2 separate regions of the Homo sapiens genome follow, and region 1 is linked to region 2. A link is a contact called in ENCODE Hi-C data. All regions are on one chromosome and are shown on one strand. Each heading gives the region's core, a stretch centred on a gene start or an enhancer-like site at or near the end of the contact. The rest is flanking DNA. Distances are from core to core; before and after follow the strand shown. Region 1 overlaps PTPRE (protein tyrosine phosphatase receptor type E). Region 2 holds the start of AS-PTPRE (lncRNA antisense to PTPRE protein-coding gene).

What was found. A loop is a pair of places that touch in the nucleus more often than their neighbours do. Pooled maps may share reads with other maps.
Region 1: a loop to region 2 is called in a map of aorta, with 2.6 times the contacts of the local background. The contact joins the enhancer-like site here to the promoter of AS-PTPRE in region 2. A Hi-C loop is called at or near these places in 6 of 168 maps with a recorded cell type or tissue (HAP-1, Jurkat, aorta and 3 more), 1 of 37 single-sample maps with no recorded cell type and 5 of 50 pooled maps.

Annotation. Positions count from the first base shown.
Region 1 is chr10:127,921,525-127,926,799 of GRCh38, forward strand. The region is part of intron 1 of PTPRE (protein tyrosine phosphatase receptor type E); the gene reads left to right. Among named protein-coding and RNA genes, the nearest start is that of PTPRE-AS1, 10 kb to the right of the region's middle. Within about 2 kb of position 1,612, at least 20 of the 41 ENCODE cell types and tissues checked have a DNase peak (open chromatin) inside an H3K27ac peak, as active enhancers do; they include ascending aorta and tibial artery, where a contact is called at or near this core.
Region 2 is chr10:128,058,948-128,063,742 of GRCh38, forward strand. It overlaps AS-PTPRE (lncRNA antisense to PTPRE protein-coding gene), which reads right to left and starts at 3,478. Exons shown (of 3, transcript NR_136150.1): 1 at 3,180-3,478; 2 at 1,740-1,897. PTPRE (protein tyrosine phosphatase receptor type E) reads left to right here. Exons shown (of 21, transcript NM_006504.6): 8 at 1,992-2,068; 9 at 2,732-2,768; 10 at 4,136-4,233. RefSeq lists enhancers at 3,021-4,220, 3,552-3,601, 4,012-4,221, 4,561-4,795.

The DNA of each region.
Region 1 (5,275 bases), core at 362-2,861, 140 kb before region 2:
GGAGGGACGTGAGCTCCATCTTGAACTGGGGGAGGTGATGCCAGGGATGTGGACGTCTATAGGGACTGGGCTGGGGGCACAGAGCTGGGGGCCAGGAGAGGCTCACTGAGCTGTTGCCCAGCAGGGCTGTGCCTCAGAGTCACAGGGGAGGTTCCCGAGAGCCTCCTGCTTGGACCCTGCTCTCATGATTGGCTCCAAGTTCTACAGTGAGGCCAGGGCAGCTGCATTTTTTACAAAGCTCCCCCAGGAAATTCCAAGTGTGGCCAGGGTGGAGAATGCCAGGGTCTTCTGTAGGGTCCCAGAATGAGGTCAGGACTTTCTTCAATGCAGAGGGCAGGAGGGGAGTCCAGGAGGAATGGACAGGGTGCTGTGGCTCAGGGTGCCGGTGGAAGGCAGGCATCGATGCTGAGTCTGAAGCCCTGTGCTGGGCAGGAACTTTGCTCTTGCAGGAAGTGAAACTGCTGGAGGAAATTGCTAAAGGAAAGCAATGGAATAGACTAATCCATGACAAGTTGTTAGTGAATTCATGAAGTCCAATTTTAAGAGCTGCTTTTTGAAAGAAGGCTACTGGAGAAAGGCTAACTAAATAAACAAGTTGCTGATGTTGGGATGTCAGGCAGCTGAGCTGACAGAGATCACTCCCAGCAGCCCTGAAGCCACAGGAGCCACCACACATGGTCATTTACACAGTTCCATTCATTCATTCACTGTCTCAAGTTCATTTAACACATGTGAATGGAAGGCCTTCTGGTGCTGAGACTCCAATGGTGAACAAAACCCATAGGTGCCCTTGCATTCTTTGCCGCCGGACACCTAACCTGAATCTGGGGGTCCTGTGGGAGGCAGTCCCGTAAGGGGCTGTCTGTGCGGAGCTCAGCCCTGCTCTGGAGACTCCGTGGGGCAAGGGGGCCAGGGGGCCATCGAGGGCCGCTCTGAGGTCCTTGTGTTGTCCGTGTGGGATTGAGAAGGCCTCATGCCAGGAGCTGTGCTCTTCTCTTCCAGGTGGGCCGGGGCCATGTGTATTCATTAGGGGCCTGTCATCCAAGTGGGCACTTAGGACAAAGTGGTTGCCCAGCTCTCTGCTCCACAGAACCCCATCTGCCACACATGATACCACTTTTGCTAGGCCTTCTTCTAAAGAGTTCCACTGAACCCGTAAGAGATGTGTGTTCCTGCCACTCTGTTCCCAGCCACAACATAGAAAGGGGACTGAACTCTATACCAAGGTGGGTGGGCTGAGAGCCCCAGGCACAGCGGCTTCTGTCGGGCCATTTCTGCCCAGGTTCCTTTCTCTGGCTCCCTCCCTGCTCCCATCTTCCCTCCCCCTCTGCCCTCTCTGGCTTTTCCCATCCTCAGCTTCATCTCTTAGGACCTCGTCTTCCAGAACCCCAGACCCAGCCAAGCTCGGCCTCCCTCAGGCCTTCAGCTAGTGACCTCAGCATTGGTGGAGGGACTGCTCTGACCCCAGACCCAGCCCTTAGTGGCAACAGTGGCAGCTCTGTGGGCAGCTGTGGCTAACTTGAGCGTCTGGCGGCATTCCCAGCCTGCACTCCTGTCCCAGGCAGAGGCCTGGAGAGCTGGTGCTCAGCCCGGCATAGCGGCTGGCGTGCCATTCTTTTGACATGAGTAATAGCAAAGCAAGTCCAAGAAATGTCCAGTGTTTTCTCCCTGTTGTTGCCCAATTTCAAAGAGATAATCCAATCACCTTATCAGGTGAGGGGTGGGGCAGGCTTCCCAGAAGCAGACAGAGTGTGGGGACACCCTGACCTGGCCCCAGGAGTCTTGGCTATCCAGAGCGAGTGCTACAAGTCTGGGAAGAACCTCATAATGGAATCGCTTGCCTGTTTTGATCCTGATGTGAAAACCAGTTTGAATTTTTTTTTTTTTTTTTTTTTTTGAGACGGAATTTTGCTCTGTTGCCCAGGCTGAAGTGCAGTGGCACGAACTCGGCTCACCGCAACCTCTGCCTCCCAGGTTCAAGTGATTCTCCCGCCTCAGCCTCCTGAGTAGCTGGGATTACAGGCGCCCGCCACCATGCTTGGCTAATTTTTGTATTTTTAGTAAGGACTGGGTTTCACCACGTTGGTCAGGCTGGTCTCGAACTCCTGACCTCGTGATCCACCTGCCTCAGCCTCCCAAAGTTTTGAATTATTTTTAAAGGCTCCAAGGAGAGCTTCTGTTTTGACAGAAACTCTATCAAGATATCATCCAGCCCAGTGTGGAGACACAATCTTCCTTTAACACAGGATTCAAACCACATGCAGTTTACTTCCGGGTATCTCTGTCAGGATCTTGCATTCATTTCCCACTGCCTGATGTCTGGTTGGTGGAAGCTGAGACCCCTGAGGGATCAGAACAGATCCAGGGAGAGCTGGGAGTGCTACTTTTCCATGTCTGGTCTGGGTTTTAGGGAGTGATGTTCCCACAGAAGGCTTAAGCTGGAAAATATCCATGATGAGTCCAGGGTACATTTGGTGGAGGTTTAAATACTGTGTCAAGATGCATACAAATAAACTTAACCGTGGTGCATGGCAGAAGATGTCTCTGGGAAACTGAGTGAACAAGTGAAAGGAACACAAGAGAACAAACTCTTAAGCTTTTTTGTAGAGAAAGAGTTTGTGCTCGAAATAGGGACAAGTTACAGGGTGACAGGCATGACTGTTTTCAGCAGGGAGGGCAAGCGAAGGTGGGTGAGCTTGTTTGTTGTTGTTGTTGTTTTGAAACAGAGTCTCCCTCTGTCACCCAGGCTGGAGTGCAATGGTGCGATCTCGGCTCATTGCAACCTTCGCCTCCCGGATTCAAGTGATTCTTGTGCCTCAGCCTCTCGAGTAGCTGGGACTACAGGCGCCCACCACCGTGCCTGGCTAATTTTTGTATTTTTAGTAGAGACAGGGTTTTGCCATGTTGGCCAGGCTGATCTCAAATTCCTGATCTCAAGATCCTACGCCTACACCTCGGCCTCCCAAAGTGCTAGGACCACAGGCATGAGCCACTGCATCTGGCCAGGTGAGCTGTTTTAAGACCACAAGATCAGGCAGACATGGGATTGTCAGCAGGATTTTTACCATCAGGTAACAGTCAATGTGTTCCCCTCCGCCCAACTTCCCTCACTGTACTCAAGGAATATCTGATGACCCAATAATAAAAACTTACAAGATTAACTGAGATAACCCAGTTTAATGTTCAATAAGGTCCCACTGGGCTGCAGAATACAGAAAAATTGACCCATATAACTTGGCATTTGTATCTTTTCTGCAAAGTCTCAATAATGTATAATTTTAAAATCTAGAAGTTATGGAGCATTGAAGTAGCTGAGCTTTCTAGAAAGCGGACATTGTAATGAATAAGCAAAGCAAGAAAACCTCAGACATTGGTACCAGCTCTATTTTAAGCAGAGGCATGTGGAGCTCCCTGGGATACTTGGAAATGCACATTCCCAGGTACTGCAGAGGCTGTTCCTATGAACTATGCTAACTCAATCTTCAGCACAGTCTTCTGTTTTCTGAGCTCTAGAGCAAGGTTGGCAATTTTGCCCCATCTTACCTGCCTGAAGCCAGCACACCTGAGGGCTTGGCTTGGGCTGGAAGATCCACTTCCATGGCTGGAGGATGTTGGCCATGGACAGGAGGCCTTCAGTCCTTGCCAGATGGACCTATCCACAGGACTATGTGTCCTGATGATCTGGGAGCTGGCTTCACCCAGAGAGAGTGATCCAGGAGAAAGCAAGAAAGACGTTACAGTGTCTTTAGGACCTAGCCTGGGAAGCTGTATTCTGCTGTTTCTTTGACATCCTATTTGTCACCTGATTTAGCCTTATTCCTTCAGGAAAGAATGGCTGGCTCTTTCCAAACAGTATGTATGGGTGAGGGATCCTCATTCTTTTCTGACCCCGGGTGGATTAGTTGTGGCTCCTGGCAATATCCCGGATCTGACTGGTTAACTTAGTGAGAAAGGGAGCTTGGCAGACGGCTACCGCAGAGTTCTCAGAATCAATAGTGAAGCTGGAGAACAAGGCTCAGAAAACAGGGAGGAGCCCAGGAAGCTAGCAGCCTGAACCATGGTCGAGGCCAGGCCACAGGAAGCTTTTAGTAAGAATGTGGCCTGTGGTCCACGGCCACTGAGCCTGCTAGGCCCTTCCAGCTGTGGCCTCTGCAACAGTTCCAAAGCATCCCTGGGGCTATCACCCTAAAGACCAACATCTTGGGTAGGATTGATGGTTGGAGTCTGTGTCACCCCCTGACAAATCCTAACTGCTTGGCGGAGGGAATGTGAGTGAACAGGAAGGACCTCCCCTGGGAGGTGGAGCACTTTGGAGCAGCAGCTGATAGGTAAAGGGCACCTCACCAGCCCACAAAGGACAAAAGGTTACCCTGTCTATACTGAGCTCAAGTGTCATTTTTGACTACAAGTATACCTGGTATTACAGTATTAACATACTCCTGAAAAGTTATGTTAATTGGAATTGTGCTTTATATACACTGGGTAAGCTTAATACCTTTCAGAAGACCATAGCTAATCCTTTTGTGAAGCAGCTAATCTTTTTAGAGAACAAATGGTCACTTCTTAACTATTTCTTTCAAGATTAGGAGTCTATTGTGTTTTCTCAAGGCAGAGTAGCCAGTGTTTAAGTTTTCCCTTTTGCTCACGGTGAGGAAATGTTACTTTATAGAAAGCTGCTTGCAGCCTCTCATGCAGAATGAAAAAACAATGAGTTTTTTTCCTTCATTTTAAATCTCCACTGTAATCAACTGTCTTTTGCAAGGAGTACAGATTGTTGAAAATTTTAAAGAGCATGTATGATTTCATTCTTACCAGCAAGGCTGTTTTAATATGAGCATATTTTAAAACTAAGAATGGCAGGATCTGAATGAGCAAAGAAGCAGGCGCTGTGAGTTGTTCTGCGGCAAAGCACATTTGGACATTCACCTCCAACATTTCTGTTTTTCTTCTGTGAGGAGCTTTGAGACTATATATAGTGGAGGTATTTTGTTCGGTTTCCTAGAGTTGCTTTCACATTTCCTGGATAACAGCATGCCGGGAGAGGAGGCTGGGAGGCTGGCTGGTGTGGGCGTGAGGAGCAAGCCTGAGAGGTTTAGACTCTGCTCCACCAGGTCTAGCGACGGGCTCTGTGTGTCCGAAGTAGTCATGGTGGCCACAGGAAAGGAGACGCCTAGCAGGGGAGGAACTAGACAGGGGACGAGTTGGGAAGCTGCTGTCACAATCAAAGACCAGAGGGGAGAAAGAGGGGAAGTGAGAGAGACCAAGGGAAAGAGAG
Region 2 (4,795 bases), core at 2,228-4,727:
GCTTGACTTTTGCCTGTAGAAAGACTATAGAAAGATGGCAAGCTAGGCCTCTTTTCTGGAAAAGTGCCAACAGCTGATAATTTTAGGAAATAATGTTTTGAATGTGAAGTGTGACTTTTTAGAATAAAAAGACAGGAAGCTCTTAGAAACTGCAAGATTCTAAATCTAAGCAGAAGGCTATATTTTACCCTGTGCTTTTCTATAGCTGTCCTCAAAGCGTAAACCATTCCAAATTATTTTCAACTAGTGTTATATGTGTTCAGCAGAGCTATTTCTGCCTGGGCATTGCCAGTCCCTGAGCAGGAGGGTCTCACAGTGAGGTCTGCAGGACTGTAAGTTTGGGGTCTGACTCCCTGGCCACCCTGTGTGGGCTGTGACTGTCTCTCAGAGCTATACCCGCCCTTTCTCTGCTGGCAGCCCGACAGAGCTGGCTCAACCATCGGAGGTCGCAGGCCACCAGCCCGTGGCCCACCTGGCAGCCTTCCAGGTGAAGGTGAGACAAACAAGGCATGACCTGGGGGCTGCCCGGCTCCCCATCACAAACGCCACAAACACCACAAACACAACCCACCCTGATCAGAGACTAAGCAGAGAAAGCAGGGAGAGGACCTAGAGTTACTCAGTAATGACTCAGGAAGGAGACCCTAAGCTTCTACCACATGCCAGACTCTGTGCCCAGTGCAGCATAAACGTCCTCAGAACCAGCCTGGTCCCAGCCTGGCCGAGCCGGACGTTCCTGGGAAAGGTTACAGGAGGAGCAGGGCCAGGCCCACAGCACTTTTAGAAGCCCATGAAAATGTCTTCATTTCTCTTCAAATCACAAACAAAACGTGCAAAACCCATTCTGGAGTGCATCTTTTCACTGGCGACCAACCCAGTCCTAAGATAACCTTCTTAATAGTTCTATGGAGGAAGCTGCAAAGGCAGAAGTGACTACAACCCACAAAAGTCATGATGGAGCCCTGACGTGTGTGTACACACACACTACATGCACACACACACACACAACACACACACTACACACCCACCGCACATAACGCACACACATACACACTCCACACACACACCACACACTCCACACAAACATATCACACACATACCACACACATACACACCACACACATACCACACACTACACACACACACACACACACACTACACATACACACCAAACCCACATGCACACATTCACACAGCATACACACTACACACATGCACACCACACATACACCACACACACTACACACATGCACCATACACACCACACACACACCACACATTACACACATACACAACCACACACACCACACACACAATACACACACACCACACTCACTACACACACACCCCACACACAGAGCACTCCACGGTCAGCCTTCTACCCCGGAAAACTGCTTGTGCAACAGGCTGGATCTACCAGACGCTCCTCACTGTGCTCGCCTTCCAGCTCTGGGGCAGACTCCGGTGGTGGGACTGAGGGTCAGAGTCCCCAATCCTAGACCCCCACATCCACTTGTCCTCATGGGGCTGGTGCTCATTTCCCTGGGAAGCCTGGGAGAGTGGACCCAGTTCTCCTGTCCTGGGGCTCTTTTAAGTGCACCCACACTTGGCAACACTGGGGCTGGGCCCAGTGCAGGGTTCATAAAATACAGCCCTTGCACTGCCAGGGGCCTGGCACATTCTGCTATTCTTGCTATGTAATGACCCAGCAGCCCCCATCCTGGATGCTGAAATCCTACCCTTGTCGTCATGCCACAGCTGAGACAGTCAGTGTTCACCAAAGCAGGTGCATTCTCTCTCAGGACACTAGTGTTCTCCATGGGAACGCTGAGGAAGAACATCTCTGCCATCCCTGGTGTCGCTGTGAAGCTGCTTTTGCCCTTCCCAGGAGCTGACACTGCAGATGAAGAGACAGCACTGTGATTTCTGGAAGAGACAGCACTGTGATTCCTGGTCCTAATATCTTGGCTTTGTTTGGGTTTTTTTTCCAGATGACCATTCTAGGGTGATTCTGAGCCAACTGGATGGAATTCCCTGTTCAGACTACATCAATGCTTCCTACATAGATGTAAGTGGGCAGAGGTTTCTTGTTCCCCTGGCCCAGCTGGGGCATGAGCAGTAAGCACTTTCTTGTCTGGTGCCCGGAGTGTAAATTGTCACAACCTTTCTGGGCAGTTTGGCCACAAGCACAAAGGGTACGGAACTGCCCGTGCTTTACACACTGGCATCAGCATCTGGGAATTTGAATTCAAGAGACAGAGATGATCACAGAGGATGTTCACTACAGCATTATGTATATTCCTGACCAAATAGAACAGGGAGCATGGGTAGTTAAACAGATTGTGGTAAAACCATGTGCAGTGGACTATTAGAACTTGATTTGTATTAATCTTTAAAAGATCATTTAATATCAATTATAAAATTCCCATTAAAAATACAACATAAAATAAATTGTACATGTTCACCCAATTAGAGGACAGAAATGTCTGCATGTCTGCTTGTGGGTGAGTCTGGGAAAGGTTTGGCAGAAAAACAGACTAGAGAGGGGACGTATGAAGTAGGATTTGTTATTTCTGGAATTGCTGGTGAGTTTTCTTTCCTTCTTAACCTTTTCCTGTGTTTTGCAAATTTTCCATGGTGAATATGTACTGCTTTCCTAACAGCAACACCAACAAATCCTTTCAGCAAAGATAATTCTGAAAAAATATAAATCTGATGTTATTTTTTCTAGGGTTACAAAGAGAAGAATAAATTCATAGCAGCTCAAGGTAAGCTTTTTATTAATTTCTCAACGTATTTTTGGTAACGTGAATAGCTCTTATTTCCTTCTCTGTATGCCAACAAGACCAAGGACTTATACTGGATTTGTGTGTGTGTGTTTACACCTAACAGACACGTTAGATATCCATTCACACAACGGATATGTGTAGTCAGAGAAACACACACTTATTCCCACACCTATATGGTGTGAACACAGGGCACGCAATGGCCCCGGCTGCCATTCCAGCTTGTTAATACTTGCGTCAGATAACCTTGAATTTCTCTCAGCTGGCTGAGCCCTACATGGCTCCCCAAGTTTGGGCGAGGGGTTAGTGGGGTGAATAGCTTTTCAGATCAAGGCCATAACTAAGAATATACTTCAGCTGTGAAAACGTGCCCTTCACCTTGCACAGGGCTACCTTGTGTGTTGAGTACTGAATCCAGCATCACTCCGTTCCACCAGAGGTTGTCATCTGCAGGACCTGGTGTACGTGCGGTTAGATATCAGTGGAGCTGAAACCAGATTCCTCAGACTTCCTCACTCTTAGGCCAGGAGTCTTTAGGGCAATGAGCTCTGAAAGTCAGCGTCCATCAAAATCACCTGGGAAGTTGTTACAAATGCAGAATCTCTAAGAAAAAAGGACACACATGTGCACACGCAGAGGCCATCAGGAATGTGCCCAGCTGGAAACCTCAGGAAACCTGACGATCCTGGCTGAAGCAGATGAAAGCATGTGTTTCTCTCTTGCCAGCAGACACCCACAGGGAGCTAGCCCACGGCAGGACAGCAGCAGGGCCAGGGGCTTCCTTATCTCCCCGCCCATCCCCCTCAGCACGTAGCACTTAGCTCGGGACTGCAAAATAGCCGCAGCTCAGACAGGAAGTGGATAGGGGCAGAGGACTTTCTCCTAGTGACACTTTGTCTGTTGTTCACATCCCCCTCCCGAGGGACTTTAGCTCATATCGTATTGGACAGCACCATGCTGAGAGTAAGATTTTGACAAAGAGGAGGGGATTGGGAATGCAGGGTGAGGCTGGCCAGTCTCTGCCTCTCGCAAGGCTTTCACCAGCTCTCCCACACTTGGCTGTAGACCCAGCCCTCATCTGAACCCTGCTTCTTACCTGTGAACGTCATAACTCAACCTGGGCCCAATTATCTTGCCCACTGAGGAGTTCCTAGCTGGAGTGGGTGAGTGGCAGGACAGGCAGCCCCTACCGGTTCCGGAACGCTTCAGGGCATGACGTGTGTGTCCCCAACAAGCCTGAGAAGGGAGTGAACAGCTGTCCAGGGGCCAACGGCCAGGGTGCCGGGGCTGGGACCCCAAAGGGACTTCCCTTCATGCCTTTTGACTTCGAAATTGTCCTCTACACACAGGTCCCAAACAGGAAACGGTTAACGACTTCTGGAGAATGGTCTGGGAGCAAAAGTCTGCGACCATCGTCATGTTAACAAACTTGAAAGAAAGGAAAGAGGTGAGTTCCAGGCATCTGGCCCCGGTATCACTTCCTTTCAGCTGCTGCTGCCGGGCTGGGGATGTTCTTACCACTTCCTTTTCCTACTTCCCTCCCTTCCTCCCACTATCACTGCAGAAAAAAACCCAAACACATGCAGTGGCTTACAGCATTTTCTTCACGAAACAAATCCCCTGTGTCCCCAGCATCTCACTGTTATCTAATCTGTGATAACACAATGACACAAGAGTTTCCTTTTTTTCCCAAGTAAGAGTGGCCCCCGGCTGGCCCCATGGCTCTGCCTGCCTGATGAGAGACATGAATCTTAGAGTTTTAGGATGTTGAGCGTGTCATGCGGCAGAGCTCAGGCTAGAAATGAACATGATTTCGCGCTTATTATCCAGACTAGAGAAATGCTTTTGGAAAACGTTGGTATATTGAAGAAATGTTGATTTGTCATCCGAATATATTTAATTAGCTGTTTCTAATTCAAAAAAGGATGCATGTACGTTATAAGAATTTGAATCATTGACAAAGAAGAAAAGTTGAACTGATTCGTTTCCTAATGTAACAAGTACTCATT